2 separate regions of the Homo sapiens genome follow, and region 2 is linked to region 1. A link is an interaction called in ENCODE POLR2A ChIA-PET data of the cell type or tissue named here. Cell type or tissue: endothelial cell of umbilical vein. All regions are shown on one strand. Each heading gives the region's core, and the rest is flanking DNA. Links, peaks and the distances in the headings are about the cores only. Region 1 overlaps SMYD3 (SET and MYND domain containing 3). Region 2 overlaps SMYD3 (SET and MYND domain containing 3).

Region 1 (8,347 bases), core at 204-8,203:
AAAAGCAGAAAACAAAAAGCAAAATAAACAAACAAAGGCCTACAGCCACGTTTCCCATTTGAAGAACCCTGCTCTCATAAATTAGGGGATTCTTTTTTTTTTTTTTTTTTTTTTTTGAGACGGAGTCTCGCTCTGTCGCCCAGGCTGGAGTGCAGTGGCGTGATCTCGGCTCACTGCAAGCTCCGCCTCCCGGGTTCACGCCATTCTCCTGCCTCAGCCTCCCGAGTAGCTGGGACTACAGGCGCCCGCCACCACGCCCGGCTAATTTTTTGTATTTTTAGTAGAGACGGGGTTTCACCGTTTTAGCCGGGATGGTCTCGATCTCCTGACCTCATGATCCGCCCGCCTCGGCCTCCCAAAGTGCTGGGACTACAGGCGTGAGCCACCGCGCCCGGCCAAATTAGGGGATTCTTATCAGGAAGAGAAAGCAGCACGAGGAGGGCTCACAAAGGGAAGTGAGGCTCACTAGAACAGCCCCAGGCATAAATTGCAGGGGAAACCTGAAATCAACTGCTCCTAACCCAAAACAGGCACGTCCGTCAAGCATGAACCAGCAGCAAGAAGCTCCTTGGCATCCAGTCACAAGGATCTAATCTCAACTCCAGGTACCTCGGTAGCCTATTTGCAATGGTGACTGTTAAATTCTAGGAAGTCAGCACTGACTCTTCCACCTACAGTATCTTCCATTAAAGGCCAAATCAAATGATCTCCCCACTCCAAATCTCCATCTTAGGTCTCCGCATCACCATTATCGCAGTCTGCTGGAGAATACTGTGAGCACCTCCATGTACTGAACGTGGAAAGCAAGATTTACAAAAAGAAGGCAGCACAGTTTTGCTTTCAACGAATCTTCAATATAACTATATTTATTTATATATTTCTTTCATTTATCCTACCAGACAGGGCGGAAATGAAGTCTTAATTATCCTTATTTCTCCACATGGTGCTGTGAATAGAGTCAGTACAAATTTGTTGAACTGAAATTTATTAAACTGGTTCTTTCTGACCTAAAAGAGCCAAGTAAGAATCCCACTGCTTTGTTTTGGCCCTATTTGTCCACTTTTTCAATATGCCATAGAAATAAAAGGATGACAAGTCAAACCAATTTTCCCCCACTTCTTTACTGCAAACAAATAATACTAAATATTATAATAATATAATACTAAATATCACAGTGATATAGAGAATGAGGGAGAGAGTTTCGTCCCAGAAGAAGGCCCTCCTAGCCGACTACAACAGCAATCTCTAGAAAAACCCCCTACCAAACTGACAAATTCAAAACAGCAATACCATATGATACTTAAGAGGAAGAATGGTTCACATTTACAATTTATGATAGCACAAAGGCACTCCAGAATTTTATGTTCAGTGTACTGAATAGAAAGCAGCTGTTAGGCAAAGCATGATTAAATGACTTCAATATGGGAGAATTAATCACATTTTCTTATACTCGGGATTCTGCTGTCACTCAAAAATAAAGATGGAAAGGACTGTAAGGTCAGTATTTTTAAAAACAACATCAAAATGGGCACCTAAACTAGTATCCATCTAAAAAATGTAAAATGACTCACAGGCCTAAGATAGTAAGATTTTATTATCCATCTAAAAAATGTAAAATTACTTATGTGCCTAAGATAGTAAGATTTTATTATCCATCTAAAAAATGAAAATTACTTATGTGCCTAAGATACTAAGATTTTAAAAGCTTATTTGCACTAAAAGTTTTTAAGAAGCATCCGTTCTGTATTAATATAATTAGTAGAACATCAAAGGTGCCTCCAAAACCAATATGTATTTTTTAATTGTGAAAAAAAGTTTAATACTAGCAATACTAAAAAAAAGTTAAAAAAAGCTTAATTGTTAAAAAAAAGTTTAATTCTCATTTAATTTTCATTTCACAGACTAGGCTACAATTCTAGCAAAACAATGCATTTATCAAAATACATGATCACATTATGCCATGGATGGGAAAACAGAAATATAAAATACATGCAGACAAGAAAATAAAAGCAGGCACTTGGATTATCATACTCCTCCAGCCAGACGAAGGTATAGTGAACTAGAGAGTTCACCACAAACAGGAATAGAATAACCAAAAACTCCAATACATCAAACATGTCAGAACTGAATGGCTGCCTGAAAATGAATGCCCCTGAAAACACTATCCTTACTTCCTCTGTTTACCAGGTAGAAAGTTTGAGGATTCTATTTTGTTTCTCATACTCTGTGTCTACTGTGGTCAATCAAAAAAATCTACTGAAGTTACCGGGCTTTGAAATTACATTCAGAAAAAAGCAAGCTGGACTGTGGGATAGGTATTTATCAATGAAATGCTCCCAAGGACACTAATGAGGTTTTAGAAAAGAGGAAGCCACTTGCTGAGACATTGCCTTCACGGCCAAGAGTCTTTACTAGCCAATTCCATAGCACTCTTCCTATGAATTATAATTTAGAAAGGCAGATCCCACCCAATTCTAGAAATATAAGTTCAAATAGGCCCTAAGAATCTGGTGAACTCCATTTAAAAAATGATTTGTCTCTGCAAAAGAAAAAAGAAAAAGATTTAACTGACTGCAAATGAGCTTTACTTTATGGAATACCAGACACTACATGAGGAAATCTAGGTTTTTAAGACAGAGCAATGAGCTTGCCAAAATAAATCTTCTTCCACAAAAAGGTTCATAATAGAACCCTGTTAAACTCTAAATTTTCCTAGTTAATATAACCTGGTATATTATTTATAAACATTATAAGCAATGTTTTCAGGAAAAAAATTTGCTGTACAATACAGCACTGAATTCTATGTTTATCATTTTGCTATAAAGATAATTAGAAGTAATTAGTAACTTGGCAGCTCCAATGAACAAGACCTGCTTTTTTCAGAAACCATTAATCCTTTGATTCTTCATAGAGGACAAGAGAAATCGGAGGCAAGTCTACCTGAAAAGAGAGAATGACACGAATAGACTGGAAGAAAAGAGCTCCAAAATGTCTGGAGGTGAGACACTGACATTCATTTTCAGCAGCCATTCAATCCTGATGGACTGGAGCTTTTAGCTCTTCCCATTAGTGATGAAATGGCCAGCTTAAGATACTAGCACCTAACTGGAGGAGCAAAATAATGGAAGTTGCTGCCCTTTCTCTTACCCACTTATATTTTACACTTCTGCTTTCCCATTCCTGTCCTAATGGACATGTCTAAGAGAGTTGTGAAAGGTTTCCTAGAAAAGGCACCATGTTTAAACGAAATTTGCCAGGCAGAGCTGAAGAAACTGTACGAGCAAAGCTTGGAAGAAGAAAAGGAATCCTGAGTTTTAGGGGAAAGGACAAAGAGTAAGGCTTTTTTTTTTTTTTTTTTTTTTTTCTGAGAGGGAGTCTACCTCTGTCACCCAGGCTGGAGTGCAGTGGCGCGATCTTGGCTCACTGCAACCTCTGCCTCCCAAGTTCAAGCAATTCTCCTGTCTCAGTCTCCCGAGTAGCTGGGTCTACAGGCATGTGCCACCACGCCTGGCTGACTTTTGTATTTTTAGTAGAGACGGGGTTTCACCATGTTGGCCAGGCTGGTCTCGAACTCCTGACCTCGTGATCCACCCACCTCGGCCTCCCAAAGTGCTGGGATTACAGGCGTGACCCACCACACCTGGCCTAACAGTAAGGCTTTAAAGAGCCTACTCAACTAATACTGAAGACTGTTAGTAAATATGTGACCTATGGAATGATCACACTCTATAGAATGATCACACTGACTGAGAGCTCTATATTATTTTGTAATTGAAAACATGAGTTGTTTTCAAAAGAACTTTTAAATACCAAGATGATGCAAGTTTAAACCTTCCTTGTCATGGAGAAAATGCCCTTCCACTCCAATAAACTAAAAGATAATTTTTAACTATACAGAACATAATGTCTTGTTTCCACAAAATGCTAAATACTTTGCAAGATTCTCCTTGCTGACTCTGAGGTGGCAGAAAGTGACAAATATCATCCAAATCTTACTGATACAAGGAAAATATTTTCAGCACAAAAAAAATCTTTGTAGCATCATCATTGCTCTAAAGAAAAGCTAGAAGCCTGCCATAATGATTAGCAAACTCATATAGATATCTCCAGGAAAGGATTTACAAAATGTCATCACATCCTTGTAATCATCTAATTATCAAACTCAGCAGTGTTGACAAAGCACAAGCCCACTCAGCTACTGCTAATGATTATTATTCAAAGCTACATTTCTACCAAATCAGAATAACTTACAGGTAGAAGCTCATTAGCCTTAGGAACCACCCTCCTTGAACACTCACACGCACACGCACACGCGTGACACGCATACACACACGCGCACGCGCGCACACACACGCACACACACCCCAGCCATAACTAGGCCTTGCTGAATTGTCATTTGCTTTCATGACCCTCCTTCGTGTATATGAGCAGCTTTACGAATTGGTTCAAAAATACCCAGCCTTTCAAAAATAATTCCCTATCTAGAAAAATACCCTACAGACATCTATATCTAGAGAAATACCCTATGGACATTAGTTTGCTAATGTCATAGCAACAGTGCGGCAGGCATCGTCAAGCTTTGGTGGCTTGAAGAAACACACTGGCAATGCAACAATGGGAAGGAGCTAAAACGTAATGTAAGTGACAATGCAACGTGAAGGAATGGAGGCATAAAGGCAATGCAACAATGGGAAGGACTGAAAGCATAATGCAAGCCATGGAGGAAAAGCATACACTCACTGAATCTCCGCAATCTACTTGTCACTACACCAGGTGCTAGGAAAATGGTTACGACCCTCAAGCTGCTTGCAGTCTATGCAAGCAGTCAGCCAGCTCCAGGAACGTGGCATGAGATGAAGCTTGCAGGGTCCTCAAATGCCATACTTAAAAGCCTTGATTTCATACAAAGGCAGTAGGGAATCAACAGACATCTTTTTGCAAGAGATTAAATGATCAAATCTGGGTTTTTTTTCAATTATCTCTAATGGCAAAATATAAAAATGAATTGAGACTCAGGGAAACAGTGAGAGGCAAGGATATGAGTTAGAGGCCATTTAGGTGAGATCGGAAGGATTTTAATAATAACTGGGACAGTGACAAAACAATATAAAAATAAAACAATAGAGTCAAGAGATCTTTAAAAGCAGCATAAGCAGGGCATACAGAAGTTTGGGGGAAGAATCAGAGGTATTCCTGATATTCCTGGCACGGCTGGCTCAGGAGATTGCAACGTCAAGAGAGAAGACAGCAAAGGTGGAGAAGCAGTATGCTGTGCGGAAGAAAAGGCAGAGTTTAGGCACTGCACACGACGAATCTGAAGTAAAACCAGGTCACATAGATGAAGATTTTTGTTGGTATATAGAAAATATGGGATGAGCTCAGAAACACAGGCAGGCAAGTAAAGCCATGGCAGCACCATATTGTCATTCAACAGGTAACCAGAGACAAATCAGCAAATAACTTTTAAAACAAACTGGTGAGACAGGCAGAAGGACAATGATGAGCAGGTTAAAAGACTTCCGAAGGTTAAACACTATCACACCTCAAATCTGCATACCTTGAGATTTAAGTGGGTATTGTTGGTTTTGGTTTGTTTGTTTTTCGTTTTTTTGAGACCGAGTCTCGCTCTATTACCCAGGCTGCAATGCAGTGGCACGTTCTCGGCTCACTGCAACCTCTACCTCCCAGGCTCGAGCGATCCTCCCACCTCAGCCTCCCAAGTAGCTGGGACCACAGGCATGAGCCACCACAATTTTTGTATTTTTTGTAGAGATGGGTTTTGTCATGTTGCCCAGGCTGGTCTCCAACTCCTGAGCTCAAGCGATCTGCCCACCTCGGCCTCCCAAAGGACTGGGATTACATGTGTGAGCCACTGCACCTGGGCAAAGTGGGTATTGTTCCATAAAATCTTGGCCAAATGGGAAACAAGAAAACCCACAGTATAGTCACTTCTTATTACAGAAGACTTTTGAGGCCCCCAAACAATATACCTTACCAACTTCTGCTCTAACCTGAAAGACCCACAGCCACTGAATGATTGTGAAGGAGGAAAAACAGACCCTAGGACACCAACCAGCAAGTCACACACGCCTCTGCAGATGCTGTATTGGCTGAAGAAAATGCTGCCACCCATCGGGGAAGGAAAGGAAATTCTATTAAGGATATTTTTAATTCTGATCCTAATTCAGGTGATCCTAATTAAACAGCTCTGCATAAACAGTGTCTTGATAAATTTTTCCTATAAGCATCAAAACGAAAACCAAATGTCAATCAAAACTTGAAATAGCGCCCATGACTGCCAAGTCTGGTCACATGTAGCTCTAATGCTTTTCTTTTACTTGACAAGTATTTATTCAAAAACAACATTTTAAAATTATTTGCCTATGTCATTAATATCAAGTATAAATGTTAAGGTCAAATAAATATCACTAAAAGAAAAAGAGGTGTTAATAAGGCCAAAGAGTATTTTCTTATACACTGCATATATAGTTTATAGCATAGAAAATGTTTAAATCTATAAATGCATGTATCTATAGAATCATAGGGAAAAGCACACCCAATAATGGCTTGAAAATGATAAAGACTCAATCTGGAGGGCTCCTGAATAATTAATGTTTTAATATGCAGTACTAAAAGATTGTAGAATGCAGATTTCAAAAGGTACCTTAACTCCATGCAAATTCCATGTCAATTATCTTTATTTTCACATACAGTTGTGGCAACATCAGCACAGAATCATTTGACATGAATAATCCACCCTCCTCCCACTCAAACTACCAGCATTTATTTAGATTTGAATATATGAAGGACAGAGGTATGTAAGGCATGATGTACCACCTGGATAAAAATAGCAGAAATCCTGATTAAATAATTTACAGTTTTGCCTAGAGCAATACTTTAGTATTAGAGAATATTATCAAATATTCTTATTTCCATCATTCTGGATTTTGCTAAGGCTTATAATGGTCCATAATTAGGGCTCTAACAGAGAACTAATATAACACAGAATGCAGTATGGTGGAATGCAGAAAATAAGAACTCTGGAATGAAGAAAGCCATGTTAAAGCTCTGTCTCTTTTACTTAAATATAGTGTGACCTTACGCACTTTCTCATCTACAAAGGCACGATACCCATAACTCAGAGGGCTACTATAGAAGATAATGTGAAAGTACACATTAAAGTACTTGGTAGAATAAAAAATTAAAACAAAGGAGTGCGGCACTAGGAAACTTGTGATCAATCCGCCAATTGTCCCTTGATCTGTTGATGTAAGACAGGTACCAGTGTCTAATACTCATTTGCTTCCTGGAAAGTATGGGCCAAAAAATGGGAAATACAAGACAAATCCACATACTCAAATATGTAATACAGCAGTTCTGTTTATAACTGAGTTATCTGAAGGGAAGGCAGACAGCTGGTTTGGGAAGCCAAAATCATTTAAACACGGACATACAGAATCTCTGAATTGAAACTCATCATTAGACAAGCTAATCTAGTTTCAAATGTCGAACGATACTATTCTGTAACTTATTTTTAATTTTCTGCCTTTACACAGATAGGCTTCAATATAAGAAACAGATATTGCTGAAAGGTTGTCTGTAATTTAACTTCTGTTTGCTGTATCACATTTTCACTTCAACTTAGCAGCTAAGTTCTTGAGCACTTGGGCATCAACTAACAGAAAGGGCATTAGACAGAACTCAGAAGACTTCAGTTCTAGCTTTCTTCCTGTCACTGGGTGACTACTTCCCCCTCTCTAAGCCACAACTGATGTATTCTGGAGAAAGGGAGAGGAGAAAAAATGGGAAGGCTATGGTATCAGAGAGTTTCTGTGATCTCTTCAGCCCTAAAGTTGTATAATTTTATTTTGCTTAAGGAAGAAAATGGGGACACATGACCTATTTTCATGAAATTTATAGTCTAAGTGGGAACCTAAGAAAAAAGGACAGACAACTTAGAAAGTAGGGGATAGTCACAGTTGTCAAATGCTTGGCATAGAAAATAACAGTGACTACTGATTTTACAAAAGGGAAAGCTCAATCCTAACCAAGTAGATTTCACCAAAGATCTGAGTAGAAACCTTAAGAATAAGCAGGACCTCAATAGAGAGGGCGAGGGAAGATAAACTACACCCTTCCATGATGCACCAGAAATATCACAAACTCACAAATTCAAAGAGCAGTTTACATATCATCTAGGCCTACCTTATAGAGACAACCCATCCTGACACGTAATTCTAATCCTCAGTGAAACTCTTCCAGGAAGAAGTAGCTTCCAGCTGTACCAGGACACGCTGATACGTTGTTGGAACGCTCTGGTTATAAAGCTCTTCTAGATAATAAAACA
Region 2 (8,347 bases), core at 16-8,015, 97 kb before region 1:
ATTCGCAGCTCTCCAAAAATCCCCAAGGTGCTCCAAATTTCTCACAGTCTATATATTTGACCGTACGATCTTAACTTCTCAGGTATTGATCAGAGAAAGTCGAGAGGAAGGAGGAAATGCAGGGCTTCAATTCTGATTTCGCAGAAACATGAGTGCTGCACTGCTTTCGGCCCCGCATGGTGTGCTGGCAGACACCACCACTGTCCCAGGCGCGTCTGCTGTGAAAGCCGTTGCTTAGCAACAGCAATCAATGCTGTATTTCCTCTTCACCATTTTCCTGAAGATTGAGACACTGCTCCAAGGTATCATTTTCAAATACCTTCTGTTTCACTGACCAAACATGTTTGTTAATTTTTCTATTATAGGAAAAAAAAATCATGAACCAAATTGGTCTAAGAATCCAGGAAAGAGGAGTGAGGGAAGGTCAGTATAACACCAGTGCTTTGGGATTTGTTTGATGAAGAAAAATTCTTTGACAGCTCATTGACTTTATTTGCTATACCGTTTCATTCTGCCATTTTAGCATTGATTTCTGCTACCTCATGGGATATGAAAGTCGTTAGCATGAATTATCATTCTAAATGCAGATCCACAAGGTACTGCCATAAAACACAAAAAGCAAATGATTTTCAGAGACTGGTTGAATACACATCTCACATCTCTGTTAAAGCTCTTGTCTTGGTCATGTTCTTATTAACCAATAACAACAAAATGTTAAAAAAAAATAAACATCTCTCCACTGATACCACAATATATAATTCTTTCAGATGGGCAATGTTTCTACTAAATTAATTGTACCTGTGATGAAAGCATATAGACAATACCAATATTTACCTTAGGAAAAAGGCAGAGAAAGTACACAAGAGGGAGACAAATAAAAGGGGGAAGAGGTAGTAATTTTTATCAATATGTCCTACCAATGAATAGATTCTTCATATAAAACCAAAAATGAGACTTGGGAACTTTACATGACATCTTCCAATAAAGAAACTTGATACTTGCTTGAAGTATATACGTGCAGATATGTTAGTAAGTGGTGGAATCCAACAAGGTGGATATTGTGTGATATTTATTTTTCATGTTTATTGAATATCTACTGTGTAAAAATTCTATGGGTAGCATAAAGATGAGTAAAATGTAATCCCTGTACAAGATTGTGGTAAAAAAAAAAAAAGTCACATAAATAAATACAGAAGAATACATATTACCTCAGATAATCACTCAAGTATTTAGTAACAACAAATATTCCACTTAAGGTGGATTATATCTACAACAGACAAAATGAGTAAATCGGAATCAAAAGCTTTTATTTTTTTAAAACACTCAATACTGGTAAGGATGTAGCGACATAAAAATGCATCATGTGCCAGAAAAGACACAGGGCTGGTAAACTAAATCAACTTTTTCAAAGATAGTTAGCAATATGCAACAAAACTTTTAAATATGCAAATTTAAAATGCTGACACAGTAATTGTATATCTAGTCAATTATTTCAAGGAAATAAAGATGCCAACAAAAGATATTTATTTCTGCTACATTTAAAATAATAAATACTAAAATGTTCAATATTAGAAGAATGATTAAATGCATAATGGTAATAATTATATGATAAATGAGTACCATTAGGGTATTCAAGAATATTTTATGAAAGGAAATAATTCCTATAATGTTAACAGGAAAAACATAAAAGCAGCCAATACATAAATGCATAGATAAAATAGTGGAACAAATGAAAATGCTAATGATTTTTGGTGATTTTTATTTTCCTCTCTTTATTTTTTCTATGCGTTTCTAGGTTTTTTGTATTGACTGTCTACTGCATATTTGGTCACCGAAAAATGTCCCAACAAATAAAATCTATCAGTCTCATTTGACTTCCTATTAACCGATCTGTTTTATTTCAACTTAGAACTTCAACCCTCACTGGTATCAAGTACTGCCAAGTTGAATGATAGTACTCTTAAGTTTCCCAAGCATTTTTAGACCAGCAGTTTTTCATTTCCATAAAGATCTAATAAATTTGGTTAATATTTTCCACAGAGAATAGCTGTAATGAAAGCATAAAATTTAAGTTAATCTAAACAACAAATATGTACCAAGCACAAGGCATACAAATGTAGACAGGACGTTCTTGGGTTATGAGAAATGGATTTCAGTAACTTGCTCTCCCTTCAGTGTCCTTCCAGAAGATATGGGGCCTTCAGGTACAGCATTTCTCTGGTGTCAGAATATATAGTCTGTCTACAAAAGGAGCTCTAGTATCATCCAGGGCAGGTGATGACACTGTCTACAACTGCTAACCCTCTACCATCAGATAAACTAAAGAGTGAAGGATGCAGAGAAATGAATAAAATTAAAAGAATTCTGTCAAGGGAAATTAGTATTCTTTCAACCTTCCTCAATCTCATATGATGTCGACACAGATACACAGGATATCACATGCTCTTTTTGTCAGTTACCTGTGACTATGGATGCTGACAAAAGCACTTTTCTAAACCCAAACACCAAGGGCCAGACTTTCCAATGCTTACACAGCAGCATGTATGTTAATACCTGCATTATCAAAGGAGGAAACTGAAGATTTGGAATGGTGAAGTACATTGGCTAGGGTCCAGCTCATCCGCAAGAAGACAAAACTCCAGTGAGTTTTGAGTCAGGTTATCTCCTAAGTCCGTGTTTCCACCATTATAGCACATATGATCTTTGAGAAAATGGATAGGAGAAAGGCACCCATTGCAAAGGAATAACATGAGCAAAACAGAGCAGCAGAAGTCAACAGAACATTCTCAGGCCCTGCACACCCAAGTTTGCTAGAACAAGGGCAGGGGAACACTCAGCTACCTGGTTTGTTCACCCAACCTGCCCTGTCTACTGCACTTCCACGCCAGGACAGTGGCCCTGTTCAAAGGTCAAAACCAGTCCCACTCTGATGCTCCCCTCCCTGGCTCCATTCTCACTTCAGCATGATGATCTTCTCATGGTCCCTGAGAATATCTTAGCATCTGTAATGGCCATCGGCCATTGAGTAAATCCCAGTTTTAAACTTGCCTATAAAGAACGAACTTAGTGTGCTTTTCTGCTGCTTTCTCTCATTGAACACAGTTCTTTCTCTTCCTTCAAGAAGAACCTTTCTGAAGCACCTTGAATTTCCTAGTTTATAATCTCTGTGAACTCCTGCTATCAAGAGCTCTGCAGAGCTAGCTTCCATAACCTGTCCTCTTTGGTGACTCTCTCGTAACACCAAAAGCTCCCTTCTAACACCAACAGGCAAAAGATGGTCATGGTTTAATATTTTAGGTACTGTTCCAGAATTAGCCAGACTGTGGTTCTTAATGTTTGCATCTGTTTGTTTACAGAAATGGTGGTATTGATCTAATGGAACACTGGAACTTGGTCTTTACAATGGCAAGTTGTGGATGATAAGGTTGAAAAAGACAAGAGAGGAGTCTAGAAATCCAGTCAGAGATTAGATTTCACATCCCAGGTCACAAAATGGTAGGGAGATAATACATTTGTGAAAGCTTTATTTGGTAAAAGAATGCAAGATAACCAAAGAGGAGACAAATGTCATAGCAATCCAGCTATGAGTTGTGTACTCTGTGCTGGAATGGTAAACCAAGCATGGCAAGATATCTCAAAGGAAAAATGAACAGAACTGTCAATTAACTGTATATGAGGTAAAACAAAGGAAAAAAGACAAAGAGATGAGTTTTGAAACCAATATGTTGAAGCTCATAGTATCAGCTCATTTATTTAAGTGAAATATATGAAGGAATTGTTTAAAATAAAAACCAAGGAATTTTTAAAATAGCATGCCAAAGTAAGTAAATACATAATAAGTATGCCTCCAAGAAGTAAGGCTAAGAGAGAAACCAATTTAGATCAGTGGCCTCTTTCAGGAAGAGAGAAGGTTCTGCCCTATCCAGCATTTTCTATAAGGACAAGAGAAAATATTTTTTCAGTCTTCCAAAGACAGCTACCGGAATATTTAGGAACAGTCCTAAAAATCAAGAAACAGAATCTTCTGAATATGGAGGAATGATCATTAAAACAAAGAGGAATGGAGAATAGCAAAGCCATTTTGCAGCTAAACTTGCTGAGCCCCAAAATTATCCACTCATGTTTATGTTAGCAGTACTATAAAACTTATATATATGCTCTATTATCAAATACATTTTTCCACTTTCTAGTAGGTAAAATTCATGGAAACACTTAATTTTCTTTATTTATGCAGATTTTTACCTCTCTAAAAAATGCTGCTGCTGAGCTTTCTATTTTTGTTCATTCCAGTTGAAATGCGATGATTCATCGGTCATCACCACAATGGCCACACGCATGTGGAAGAGAAGCTCATGATTCTAATCTGCACAGTTGCTGGCGGCTAGATATGCCTAAAGAGGATGTGAAACAGCAGCTTCACTTCCAATGGAGATCCGGACAGTAATAAAACAGTTTCGCAATCTCTTCACTAAATACATCTTTGTTTGCATGGTCTATGTATATTGTCATGGGGCAGGTGCAGGAAAATATAAAATATACATATTTAAAATCCTACTGAGCTGCTGTGAAGTCAGTGACAAAGAAAAACACACACACGCTGGGGCTTCATGCATGTAGTTAAATAAATAACTTTGAGATCATCAAAAAGAGTCAGCACACCCATATTTCTTACTTGGCGCTCATTACTGTTCAAAGACACCATTTTTTTTTAATGCTGAGCCATCTTAAAACTTTGTCAGGCAACATTAAATTCTTCAAGTCTTAAGCCCTAAAGAAAGTTACCAGTAATGGGCAGTAACATTAAGTTAGCTTTGCATTTAAGAAAAAATATTTATCCATCTGCCTTCTCCCACAGAGTACTTTGGATCACTCTCAGTGGCCATCGTTCTCTGTCCTGTCTTCATGCAGCTGGGCTGAGCAGCAGCATGCCACAGAAAGGGGCCAGCGGAACTCAACTGTCCAAAGAAATGTCCAAACTGCTTCTGTTACGTAAAGCCAATGTCACTTTCCTTTTTTAAAGGAAGCCCTGGGGTGTAATCCTGCCTGAGATGAGTCCACTGACACGACAAAAATCTAAAATGTGTAACTATTTGGAGGAAAGTCAGTGTGTATCTTCCACTTGAAAGGTATAATTCCTTAAAAGGGACATAAAAATATTTTTTCTATTGTATACTCTAACAGTCAATAACTCACAAGGAAACCGAATAGAGAGCGAAAGATGGAGCACTCTGGACTAATGTGAAAAACAAACTCAAGGCCGGGCACGGTGGCTCACACTTGTAATCCCAGCACTTTGGGAGGCCAACAGGGGCAGGTCATGAGGTCAGCAGTTCAAGACCAGCCTGGCCAACATGGTGAAACCCCGTCTCTACTAAAAATACAAAATTAGCCAAGCGTGATGGTGCACACCTGCAATCCCAGCTACTCAGGAGGCTGAGGCAGGAGAATCGCTTGAACCCGGGAGGCAGAGGTTGCAGTGAGCCGAGATAGCGCCATGGCACTCCTGCCTGGGCAGTAGAGTAAGACTCCATTTCAAAAAAAAAAAAAAACTCATAAGCAGACTTCAGGAAAATGCCAAACAATAAAATACATCTCCATATTGGACAATATGGTGACCCCAACAACCCAGATAGACGCACTGACAAATATCTTCTAAATGCATCAGTACATTGTTTGTACCCTCATTTGGGGAAAAATATGCAAAAAAGATACCTAGGAACAAGTGGGAAAATCTGATATGGATTAGGTATTACAGAAAATATTAGAGAATTGTTACTAATTGTCTAAGACGTGCTATGGCATTGTTATAAAAGAGAACGTCTTTGTTTTTAGAATGCTAACAATTGATGAATCTAGGTGCTAAATTTCTGGTTGTATTCCTTCACCTTTTCTGCATTATTGAAAATATAATAAAAAATGAAGAAAAATAAAGGCATAAAAGAAGTTGTATTTAAAAAGAGAACATTAAAATAAAATTCATGATTTAAGTGATAAGAAAGAAATATCCTTAGAGTATTACAGTCAAGTAAAGATACCAGGCCAGTAAGTAAACTCTGAAGCTAGCTTTCTCACTAGAAACATTTAGCTAACCTGAGGATCCTGAACTTTCCCCTTGACGGAGACGTGGGCACAAAGCACTGGAGGCTGTGTGTGGGCCTCATCCAGACTGGAAAGTCTAAAACCAAACTCCTGAACAGACCTAGGATTTTCCAAGGACTATATGCTGTGAGTTAGAATCACTGTAAATTACAAAAAATCTATTCCACACAAGGGAGAGCAAAGAAGTTCTCAATCTAGACCCTAAATACTGGACAGAGGGGGATAATTTTTTTCTAGACTCATAAGCAGAAGTTGGCATCTAACCAAGCTTGTAGCCTAAATTTATATTATCTTTGTGGGAGAAGAAACCTCAAGCCCAGAAATTAACCTGAGCAGGATCCAAGGTTGTTAATGCCTTAGTTATCCATCAAAACAAAAGGCAAATTCACTCAGGGTGAATACACCTTCAATCCAGGCCTCAAAGAATTTCTAAAGAGTGTGAACTTACAGCTTAAAAAACAAAATCACAAGCCAGGGTAACGTAGGGAGACCCTGTCTCTACGAAAAATTAACTGGGCGTGGTGATGTGTGCCTATGGTCCCAGCTACTTGGAAGGCTGGGATGGGAGGATCGCTCGAGCCCGGGAGGCAGAGGTTGCACTGAGCCGAGATTGTACAACTGCACTCCAGCCTGGGTAATAGACCAAGACCCTGTCTCAAAATATAAATAAACTAAAAATTCTCACAAAGAAAACAAAGAAACAAAGATCAGTGAACAAGACTCAGCAGAAGTATTATATTGCTGAATCAACTCACAAAGAGTTTCTAATTTGGTATTATCAGAATTTAAAGTAAATATGTTTAAGATGTTTAAAGGAATAAGAGATTGAAAATATGAGGAAGGATAAAGAAAATTTTTTAATGTCTAGCTAGGAAAAAAAATACCATCTAGAAATGATAAATATAATTGTAATTAAAGTGCTAATGTAAAAATTGGCAACAGTTTTTAAATCCCACAATGTCAAATGCTGGTGAAGATGGTTCAGTACGAATGAAGTCAACTTTCAGAAACAATTTGACATTATCTAGTGAAGTTGCAATAAGCATACTCATGGCCCAACAATTCCATTACAAGTTATATATCCAAGAAAAACTCCTGTACATGTTCAATGGAAGATAAATACATGAATGTTCATGGCAATGATATGTGTAACAGTTAAAAACAGAAAATAAATAAACTATGGTACATTCATAGAAAACAATACAGCGATAAAACTGAATGAGTTGCAGTTACATGACCATCACGAATAAATCTCAGAATACTAGGTCAAAAAAAGAAAGTAGACAAGAATACGTACACTCTGACATGAGTAAAGTTAAAAACATACCAAATTATAACACATAAAAAACTGATTTCAATACATACAAGAAAACCTGTTAAAAAAAAAGCCAGTGAAAGGAACATAAGATTCAAGATAGTGATTATTTCGTGGGGTGGAGAGGGAGATAAGAGAGAGAAGCAGTTGTGCAGCTTTAAAAGTAGTGGCAACAGGCCGGGCGCGGTGGCTCACGCCTGTAATCCCAGCACTTTGGGAGGCCGAGGCAGGCGGATCACGAGGTCAGGAGATCGAGACCATCCTGGCTAACACGGTGAAACCCCGTCTCTACTAAAAATACAAAAAATTAGCCAGGGGGTGGCGGGCGGCTGTAGTCCCAGCTACTCTGGAGGCTGAGGCAGGAGAATGGCCTGAACCCAGGAGACGGAGCTTGCAGTAAACCGAGATGGCGCCACTGCACTCCAGCCTGGGTGACAGAGCGAGACTCCGTCTCAAAAAAAAAAAAAAGTAGTGGCAACACTGTATTTCTTAAGACTGGCTGACTGCTATGCAAGTTGTTTGTTTACTGTTATTTGTACCTTATATTTAAGGTATTTTGTGTGTGTTCAATAAAAATTATTTAACAAAACAAAAAAGCAATAATACTCACGGGTATCTTAGCCAAAAGCCTGAAGCTATACTAGTTCTGCACACAACAAACATGCTTTAGAAAAAGAGGAAACCAGTAACATTCAGGAATATCATAGCAAGACAATCACATGCTTCTGGAAAATACAGGATACTGTGGTAAGGAAATGACCAACGTTGTCAATTCTGTCCCCTTTCCAGGGATGTAGATCTCCATTTCACAGAGCACCAATAGCTTTATCTGTATGCCTGGGAGTTGTCAAGCCTCTCTTTTATATAGGTTGGGCTTAATTTAACTAAAACTCCTGATTTTCCCCTCCAACTATTGATAGGGACAGGGGGCAG

Evidence for each region. Peaks named below come from ENCODE experiments on the same cell type or tissue, not always from the same donor. Only the 100,000 strongest peaks of a DNase experiment are listed, where the experiment ranks them.
Region 2: POLR2A ChIA-PET joins it to region 1 with 10 read pairs; 2 of 35 experiments call an interaction of 5 or more read pairs at or near these places.

The regions. Positions count from the first base shown.
Region 1 is chr1:246,307,322-246,315,668 of GRCh38, forward strand. All of the region lies in intron 5 of SMYD3 (SET and MYND domain containing 3), which reads right to left. Among named protein-coding and RNA genes, the nearest start is that of SMYD3-IT1, 11 kb to the right of the region's middle. RefSeq lists an enhancer at 1-727. In endothelial cell of umbilical vein, for the core only: no CTCF peak of the experiment used is centred there; no DNase peak of the experiment used is centred there.
Region 2 is chr1:246,210,753-246,219,099 of GRCh38, forward strand. The region is part of intron 5 of SMYD3 (SET and MYND domain containing 3); the gene reads right to left. Among named protein-coding and RNA genes, the nearest start is that of SMYD3-AS1, 110 kb to the left of the region's middle. In endothelial cell of umbilical vein, for the core only: no CTCF peak of the experiment used is centred there; a DNase peak (open chromatin) is centred at 4,389; H3K27ac peaks cover 452 bases.